Linked DNA regions of Homo sapiens: region 2 is linked to region 1. The links are chromatin contacts, found by Hi-C or POLR2A ChIA-PET in ENCODE. All regions are on one chromosome and are shown on one strand. The core of a region is the stretch at or near the end of the contact, and the rest is flanking DNA. Distances in the headings are between cores, read along the strand shown.

Evidence for each region. A loop is a pair of places that touch in the nucleus more often than their neighbours do. ChIA-PET counts read pairs that join two places held with the same protein, here RNA polymerase II (POLR2A). Pooled maps may share reads with other maps.
Region 2: a pooled map shows a loop between it and region 1 (4-fold over the local background). The contact joins the promoter of IHH here to the promoter of CDK5R2 in region 1. A Hi-C loop is called at or near these places in 1 of 168 maps with a recorded cell type or tissue (endothelial cell of hepatic sinusoid) and 7 of 50 pooled maps. POLR2A ChIA-PET finds 5 or more read pairs at or near these places in 5 of 52 experiments (A673, HEK293, activated CD4-positive, alpha-beta T cell and 2 more).

What each region holds. Positions count from the first base shown.
Region 1 is chr2:218,957,009-218,961,627 of GRCh38, reverse strand. CDK5R2 (cyclin dependent kinase 5 regulatory subunit 2) reads right to left here and starts at 1,962. Exons shown (of 1, transcript NM_003936.5): 1 at 1-1,962. The coding sequence starts at 1,807. The coding sequence ends at 704. RefSeq lists a silencer at 1,710-1,979.
Region 2 is chr2:219,058,381-219,062,999 of GRCh38, reverse strand. IHH (Indian hedgehog signaling molecule) reads left to right here and starts at 2,079. Exons shown (of 3, transcript NM_002181.4): 1 at 2,079-2,847. The coding sequence starts at 2,533. It overlaps LOC124906120 (a long non-coding RNA gene), which reads right to left and starts at 1,307. Exons shown (of 3, transcript XR_007088092.1): 1 at 1-1,307. It overlaps MIR3131 (microRNA 3131), which reads left to right and starts at 4,250; the gene lies at 4,250-4,312.

The DNA of each region.
Region 1 (4,619 bases), core at 713-3,212:
CTGGCACCTCAGTCGATCCAAATTAAAAACTAATATTCCCTTTGATCAGGGGAGAGGGGTGTGGTGACTCAGTCAGGAATAAAAAAATGCAAGCTGACACAAGTGGAGGAAGAAGGCAGACAGGAGGGAAGATGGTGACACATGACAGGAGCAACAAGAAGGGCAGATGGGGACACAGGTGCAGGAGGAGAAACAGGGGTCTACGGGGTACAGTCAGGCAAGGGGTAAGATGGAGATGCAGACACACAAACCCAAGGAACGGAAAATGGAAAGGCAGGGAGAGGGAGGAAGAAAGAGAGGAACAGGAGAGAGAGGGAGAGAGAGAGAGAGGAATGCAGACAGGAGGAAAAATGAAGACACAAAAAGGAGGCAAGGAAATGGATAAAACCGAGGGGGAATGGGCTGAAGGGAAGGGGGAGACCCCGGCAGAAATGGAGAAATGGGGGCGCAGACAGACGGGAAGAGTGAGGTTGGAGTGCCTTTCCCGCGCTCATCTTCCGTCCCCACTCCACGCCCAGCAAATCCAAACACCGCGGCCTCTGGTGTCCCGGTCTCCACTTTCCCCTGAGGGGCATGGGCGTCTCCTCCTCCGCCCAGCCGGGGCGCTGAGCGGCGGTAACAGCGGCGGTGGCTTTGTGGTCCCGGGGGGTCCGAGTGTGTGTCAGGGGCTGGGGCGGGGGATGGGCGCGGCCCCTGGGTATCCCTAGCGGTCCAGGTTCATAGTCCAGTGCTTGGTTCCGGCCGCGCAGCTGTCCCTGGCGGCCGAGGAGGCGGCGGGCGCGCCCCCGCTCGGTGGGCCCCCGCCGCTGGCGGCGGCCTCGCCCTCGTTCTTGAGGTCTTGAAAGACCTGCGTGAAGAAGTGGGGGTCGGCGTTGAGCCGCAGCATCTGCGGGCTGAGCCGCTGGATGAGGCGCAGGCAGCGCTGCCAGAAGCGCTCCTTGTCGGGCTCCACGAGGAAGGGCTTGAGTGGGTAGGAGATCTCGTTGCCCATGTAGGAGTAGGCGAGGTAGAGGCAGGTGAGGAAGGCGGCCTGCAGCTCGGCGGCCGACGCCAGCTCGTCCCCACGCAGCGACTCGCGGCACAGCAGGTACACGAACACCAGGTTTGCAGGCGTAATGAAGGCCTGGTCTTGCCAGCCCTGCAGCAGCAGCGAGCGGTCCACACCGCGGAACCAGCCCACCAGCTCGCCCGGGCTCAGCTCCTTGAGGCGATAGCAGCGTCGGCACACGAAGTCGCCCAGACAGCGCAGCAGCTCGCCGGTGGACGCCTGCACGATGACCCGCCGCGGCGAGCCGCCAGGCACCGGCGGCGCCACCTGCGGGGCTGGGGGAGGCGGCGGCGGAGGCTTTCCCCCGCCCGAGCCCGGCGGCTGAGCGGCCGCGCTGCCCCCCGACGGTGGCTCGCAGGTGGCGGCAGCCGCGGGCACGGTGGGCACTGGCACCGCCAGGGGCTTGGCGGTGCCGCCGCCGTCGGGGGGATCCCGGCCCTTGCGGAGAAGGTTCTCGCGGTTGCGTTGCTGGACCAGGGGGTCGGGGCCCGTGGATGCCGGCTTGGGTGTCACCTTCTTGCTGCCTTTCTTCTTCTTGGCGGACGCGGCCACCAGGCGCTTCCAGGTGAGCGCCGAGATGAGCACGGACGGCCGCTTGAGTCGGCTCTCGCCTTTGCCGCCCTTGCCCACTGGCGGCGCCCCGTAGCCCCCCAGCGCCTCGTCCCCCGCGGGCGGCGCCTTCTTCTTCTCCTCGGGCAGCCCGCCGGGCCTCCGGCCCTTGGCCGAGGAGGCAGGCGAAAGAGACAGCACTGTGCCCATCCTGCAGAGCGGGGCCGGCGCCCAGGCCCCAGCGGGAGCCGCGGGCGGCGCCGCTGCTACTGCAGCCCCGGGGGACCCGGCGGTGGGGGGCCTAGCCCCGGCCCGGGCGCGCGGACTGGCGGGGGAAGGTGGCTGCTAGGCGGCTCCGCTGCTCTAATCCTGAGCTGCGCCAGCTGCAGCGTCAGCCCCACCCCTTGGGCCCCTTTTTTCGTCGCGCCGTGCCCCGCCTCACGCGGCCAATCCGCTCCCGAGTTGCACTCCTGATGGGCAGCTCCAATGACCAATAGACTCTCGCACTTCAATTTCAAGTCCCGCCCCAATCCCCACCCTCCGCCCTGAGTCTTTTCCCTTCCCCCGAGCGGAGGAAGGGGAAGGCGGTGGTCGTCGTTCGAGTGGCCTCCTCAGGGTCAGAGTTGAGAAGGGGTGGTGGCTGCTCCTGCCTCCTCCGGATCCTAGGGCCTGGACCAGCTTGTTCTGATGCACTGGGTCGCGGTAGCAGATAAACCATGGGAACAGCTCTCCTTCCCTCTGCCTTTGAATTTGTGTGGGGGGCCAGTGTGAGCAGTGAGTGCCCTCACCGGATGCCCAGGTCCCAGATGGGTCGCGTTGCACTGGCTCCTCCAATGTGACTGTCAGGTCTGTTTCCTCTTCGCGACCCCACCTCGCCCCCCACCCCCCAGGTCGCTAGGGGGGCTGCAGCAGGCACATTTCTGCCCTGCCTGTTTGGGAGTCCTGGCAGAGCCTTCTTGCAGGTCACAACCCGCCTTCTTGGGGGTTCCAGCTTGAGGGGGAGAGGGGGAGCAGCAAGGTCTCAAATATGCCCCTGAGGCTTCTGCTTGCCGTCCTGATTCTCTGCAACTGAGCCTGTGGGGCAGACCCTTGGCTCTGGTCCCTGGGCAGCTCCTCTCGGTTGGTTGTCCCCACTAACACACACAGATCTCATACTTGGGTGGATGATGGATAAGGTTGGTCCCTGGGGAAACGCTAGAAATTGGATCACTTGGTCTACCCAGTCTTGGATAGTGAACGGAGCCTCCTGTGTGGACGGAAGCCCAAGAGGGTTGGACCAACCTCCAGCCCAGCCCTGGGTCCAGGTTGAGGTGGGTTTCATCATTAAATGCTTCCTGCAGGTAAGGTTCCAGCTGTCCCCACTCCCAGGAGCAAGCTGTTAGGCTGGGTCCTGTCCACTTCTCTCTGGGTCTGTCTGTTACCTCCTGAGTACCCATCAGCCCTTTGCCCTGGATTTTGGACTCCCCAGGCCTTACCTGCAGGTCTTGAGCACAGCTAGTTCTGGACCTATTCTATCTGCCTTGTTAGATCATGTCCACCCTTCTTGGAGCCTGCTCTCTGTGGCTCCCCCAGCACAAGAGCCTTCAGGCTTCTTAAGTAAGTGGACCTTGTAGGTGCATATGGGTTCCATGTGGAGCCAAACCCCTGCCTATGTATTTCAGTAAATTCTAAGGATTGCCCTTGGAGTCACCTCCATGCTCCTCACAGACCGCAAACATAGCTCCAAGGATCCACTGCTGTCAGGGTTGGTTTGTGCATATATGTGTGTGTGTGTGTCACTGCAGATAGGCTGTTCTAGAATCCACTTGGGCTGCAGTTCCAGCTACCAGAGGTACAGAATTTCCCAGCCATTCCACAGCCCCTGGTCACTCACACCCTCCTGGAGGCCTGTGGTCTGCCTGTCTCCATTCCCCTCCTCTTTACCACTGTGCACATGCAGCCTTGTACCTTCTCCCTAACTCAGCACCCAATATGCACTTTTTCAACAGGGTATCTCTGCTCCCTAGGATCTGATCTTTATTTTCTTGCAGCCCAAGCTGACCTTCCCAAACTCATTCTCCTCATAGTTCTTGAAAGTGTTCCCTCTTTTCAGCTCCTGTAATTGGCCCCACTTCCTCCTACAAGGTGTTCTGAGTCACTCTTTATCTGCCAACCAAGGAATAGTCAGTTCACCGGTAGTTAAGGACAAGCCCTGTAGAGACTGAGTTGCACTGGCGGAAACACTGGGCATGTGGATCTAAATGGCACATGAGTCCTTCCAGCGCTGCTCCCAGGAGTCCCTCACTGGCATAAGGCCTATTGTTAAGGTCATTTAGGACCACGTCTTCTAAGCAGCACCCACAGAGTGTCACCACTGTGGTACCCTATTCCCGGCCCAGCTCTGACCTCCTATTGTCCTCTTGGTCAGAACCAAGAATTTCCTCCTCTGCTTCAGGGACCCCAAAGCAGGTGCCTCAGAGGGTCCTACTCCCCTTCCTCACTTTCCACCTTGCTCTGCCTCCAACCCTGTTTCTGGCTCACATGCTCCCCACCCTCCTGCTCTGGTTATCTCTCCAGAATCTCTGAGCTCCTTCCACTGGGCCAGAACCCTCTCTCAGAATGTCAAGCTCTTGAACTCCCACCTCCTCCAAGAAGCTTTTTTGATAGATTGGAAGGGACCTAATACTCTTTCTGACTTCAGCCTTTCCAGCCTTTTCCCATCAGCAACAGTGGCTACATAACAACTTGGTTAAGGGCTGGGCTCTGGGTCTAAGATGTGCAAGATGGATATGGATGGAATTTTAAAGACAAGCAGACAAGCTAATCAAAGAGATCCAGAAAGAGTAACAACATTGCTGTTGTATATAAGCCGGTGGCATTGAGAGCTGAGAGGGAGGGTTATTATGTTTCTGCAGGGGGAGCCCAAGGGGAATAAGCCTAGTGAAACCAGAAAGACTTCATGGAGGAGGTGGGCTTCATAGAAGGTTGGTGGCTTTCCCACATTTGCAAGTGTACTCTTCTGGTTAGGTTATGTTTGGGTTCA
Region 2 (4,619 bases), core at 830-3,329, 100 kb before region 1:
TGAAAGCAATTTAACAACTCTTCAAGACAATGCATGAAGGATAATCAGCAGGATAATGGCCCTAATCCCTAAGGCCAGAAAAAGAGGAACGAGTTGAATTTGCATTAGAGAGGGAGGGAGATAGATTAAATTTAAGGCGAAATTTCTCTAGAAGAATATTATTAAACAGTGGGATAGGTGACCGCAGAAGCCTATGGAATTTTCTTTCATGGAACTCCATAAAAACAGAGAGCCCCTGTTTGGTTTGTGAGAGGTACTGACCCTGTTCCAGAAATCTGAGGTAGAGGGGCAGGAGGGAAAGGGGATGGAGAATATCGCAGAGATAGTTCTTGAGCCCTGGAAAATACAAGTTAAAGCACTTGGAAGGCTTTCAGGGAAAAGAAGCAACATTCATCTTTGACTAGGAAACAGAATCTGAATGCTAATGCAAGAGAGAACATGCGGGGTGGGGAGAAGGTGCGGGCAAAGGGGAGGAAAGGAGGCGATCCATTTTGTTTCCACATTGCAGGCACCACTCCACTCCTAGTGGAGCAATCCTAAATTTCTTTCTGTGGGCCTCAGTTTCCTTTTCTGTAATATCAAGCGCTTAGATTAAGCACTCTCTTGAGTCTCATCCAATCCTGAATTTGTGTTTATAAAACCGATCCAGAGAGTGTGAGTAAATCTGTGAACAGCTACTTCAGCCCCGAACCCAGTGGTGTTGAGTGGACTGGTCCTGCACAGAGGGACAATGCACCTGCATGGGCAAAAACTGGGGCTGGGCCAGAGTCATGGGCTTCAATCCCTGCTTTTCAGCCACTAGCAAGTTGTTCATCTTCTCTGAACTTCAATATCTTCATTCGTAAAATGTGGACAGTAATAGCTCCTTTGGCCGTTTCGAGTTTAAATTAGATAATGCAAGTAGAAGACATAGTACAATAATATCTAATAACTACCATGTTCAGGAATATAAGTACCAATAAAATGGTACCTATTGTATTAATAGCATTTGAGTGAGAATTTTTAAGTCTTTTTATTTCTCATCTTTTCATTTCTACCTTTATTGGATTTGTAGAATCTATTACAGTCAAATCATATAGTTTGGTGTTGTGGTGGTGATGTTTTTTGTTTGCTTTTTAACACACTTGCCTTTACTTGTTTTGGCAGAAGGGATCCTAATTCATTCAGCTTTCTCGAATGTCATATAAAAACACATAACACATGTTCACGTTCCTAGTTGTTTCTACATATTCTCTGCTCTTTTAGATGTGTAATATAGAACCAAGTAATTATTTAGCAGTTCCGGTGGCTTTGCATCATTTTGGCATTCATACCAAGCCCCCGTTACTGAGATCTTTGCTGCCCCTCTTTAACATGGTCAGTCGGGGTTCCTCGGTATTCTGTTGACGTCACCATTTTAGCTACCCTTCTCTGCATATTGACCTATCCCTTTGCAACTTCATATTGTCACTTTCAACAGTGTTTCCAACTTAAAACCCCCTATTTGACTCTTCAAAAGGCTAGACTCCCCATCCCCAGTTTGACACCGACAGGCAGGCTGTGGGATGTGCACCAGGTTGATACAGAACCCAGCTCCACCAAGCTGAAAGGGCGCGTCGCCCGGGCCAGGGTGGGGCACCAGGTTATGAGTGGCCTCCTGCCTTTTGGGTTTGCTTCCCCGCAGGGGACACCGTAGGCGGCTGTGCGGTCCGGCCACTGCCCCCCGCCCCTCGCGTCCGGCCGCGCCGTGGGTTGCGGTCTCCGTGGGGGTGGCAGCTCCTGTCCGGGAGGTTTGCGCCTGGCGGGGCACCCCAGAGCCGCGAAGAGCCGGTAGGCGAGGCCAGGGCGGGGTGGGGCGCGTCCAGGCGGGGAGGGCAAACTCGGGCAGCGCAGGGGGCGCAGAGGGCAGCGGGCGGGCGGACGCGCGGCGGAGGCGCGAGCGGGACGAGGGCTGGCTAGTGCCGGGGCCGCCCGCCCGAGGGGGAGGAGGCTGTGCTGCCCTTGCTGCAGGTTCGCTGTCGAGCGCACAGGAGGCAGGGACATGGGTAGGGTGCGGTCTGCGCGGGGCCCGAGCCCGGATCTCTTCCATTTCCCCTCTCACTCGGCCCCGGGCTGCGCCGCAGACGGCAGCAGCTCCCGCTCCGCCCGAGCCGCCTGACCGCCGGGCCGGGGTGCTAACCGCGGGGCCCTGCAGCCCGCCGGCCCGGCCAGCCCAGCCCAGCCCGGCGGCCCGCAGCCCCGCCGCCCGCCGCCCCCCGCCGCCGCCGCGTTGCCAAAACAAACGGGCCGGCCTATTTATTGGCGGCCGGCGAGCCCGGCAGCTCAGAGTCGAGGCGCCGAGGGGGACAGCGCGCCGCCACCAGCTCGGGCCCTGGGCCCCCGCCCCGCACTTGAGTCCCGCCGGCCCTGGCCGCACCACGCCGCCCATGGCGCCCCCGCCTGGAGCCCCCCGGAGCCACCCGGACGCCTGAGCCCCCGCAGCGCTCCCGTCGACGCGCCTGCCCATCAGCCCACCAGGAGACCTCGCCCGCCGCTCCCCCGGGCTCCCCGGCCATGTCTCCCGCCCGGCTCCGGCCCCGACTGCACTTCTGCCTGGTCCTGTTGCTGCTGCTGGTGGTGCCGGCGGCATGGGGCTGCGGGCCGGGTCGGGTGGTGGGCAGCCGCCGGCGACCGCCACGCAAACTCGTGCCGCTCGCCTACAAGCAGTTCAGCCCCAATGTGCCCGAGAAGACCCTGGGCGCCAGCGGACGCTATGAAGGCAAGATCGCTCGCAGCTCCGAGCGCTTCAAGGAGCTCACCCCCAATTACAATCCAGACATCATCTTCAAGGACGAGGAGAACACAGGCGCCGACCGCCTCATGACCCAGGTGAGCGCGATCCGCCCTACCAGCGCGCCGCCACCGAAGCACGGCCACCTGCCCGGCCCTACCCACCCCCTGGCACATTTTCTCGACTGGCTGGCACGCTCCCTGGCACCTGCCCCTCTCGCCAAGCCCCGCTGCCTCCTGCCCAAGATGGGCTGGCCAGGGGTCCAGGCAGGAGTGTCGGCATCCCCAAGCCCGGAGGAGACTGCTAGAAGAGCTCCCCGCTGCCAAGCCCCACAGCCCAGCAGGTTGGCGGCGGCTCCTCTGCCCCAAAGTACTGGCAGCTCAGCCAGACGCTGCACCCGGAGGTACCTCTACCCGGCTGCCTCCTGCGCCTCCAGGACCCACGCAGTCCCTCCCGGCCTAACCTTCTGCACAGCTGTGCCCCTTTCATTTTGAAACTTTTCGGCACCCCTGAGGCAAAGAATCTCTGGGTGCGTAGGGTCACCACGGCCTTTCCTCCCTGTGCGCTCTTGGTTCTACGGGCTGCCCCTTCCAGGAGCAGCGTCCCGGCTGGGTCTGGGGTTAAGAACAGCGAGGAAGAGTTGAATCGGGAGGCGGAGGTGGGAAAAGGAACCTGCCCAGCGAGCCCACGTGTCTGTCCGGAGAGCTGAGGGGTGCTACTGCGGTGGAAGGGTGGGTTATTGGGGCCTTCGGGCTCTGGGACTGAGCTTAGGGGATTCCTGGGCTTGGTGGTGGGGACGGGAAGGAGTGGAAAAGAGGGGCTGAGATGCCGAGGGAGGCAGGGACCAGGGCTGACGCTAGTCTCTGCATGCTGGAGTAGGACCCGCGCTCCACCCAAGCTTAGAGGCGCAAATTCCTTCCCAGCAGCCAGGTCCGCGAGGGGAGAGACCTTCACCCCCTTCCTTCGGGGTCTCCCGAGGCTTCCCCCTGAAAGCAGGCCCCTGGCTTTCTAGATCCGTTGGGAAGAGCAGCTAGACTCAGGGCCCTCAGCATGCACCCTGGCGCCGGGGCTGGCCGGCCAGTGTCGGGGCCGAAGGTTGGCTGGTGGCCGGGCCGGGCCGGGCGCCGAGGAATGCAGATAAGGATCCGGGCCACGGGCTGGGCAATCATTGACAGCGCACGCCCGGGCTCTGGACCCGAGAGGGGGCGGTGGCAGTGAGGGAGAGAGGCGGGGAACCAGGGCTGCAGGCGGGCATAGGTGCGGGGCTAGAAGCCTGACGGCAGGGTCTACGAAGGAGCAAGCGGAGCTCCCTCCCTGGGCAGTAAGCACCCCCAGCCAGGCTGTGCACCAGCGAGGACCTGCGAGGCCCTGGGTTGTAGCTGCTATTGGCTCCTAGGAAGGCTGAGTCCAAGGGTCTGTGAGGCCCGGGCTCTGCAGGGTGGGGGTAGGTTGAGACTTGGGCTGCCCACACTTGTTGGCGCCTCGAATCTCAGAGTCTCAGAGTCGAGGACTGGTGGAAGGGCCTTTCCCCTCAGACCAAGGCCCTGGCCCCAGCTTCTTCTCAGAGTCAGCTGCACAGTCTCTTGGGCTCTCAGGACCCAGGCACACCAGGAGGCAGCAACCAAGGATGACCGCTTCGGTCCTTCCCCCAGGGCGCGGCTCTACCCCAACTCCACGTGAGGAGGATGGTGGAGCTGGCTCCCTGAGATCAGAAGCTTGGTTTATGGAGTTCCTTCCTACGGTATAGGGGCGGGGCACCGGTGCAGAGGTCCTGGAGGTCTGGGATTGTCAGCCCCTTTTGCGCCTTGCAGAGGAAGACGTTGCATGTGGCCCCCCATTGGGCGGCCCTGGCGCTAATCCGCCGGTTTCT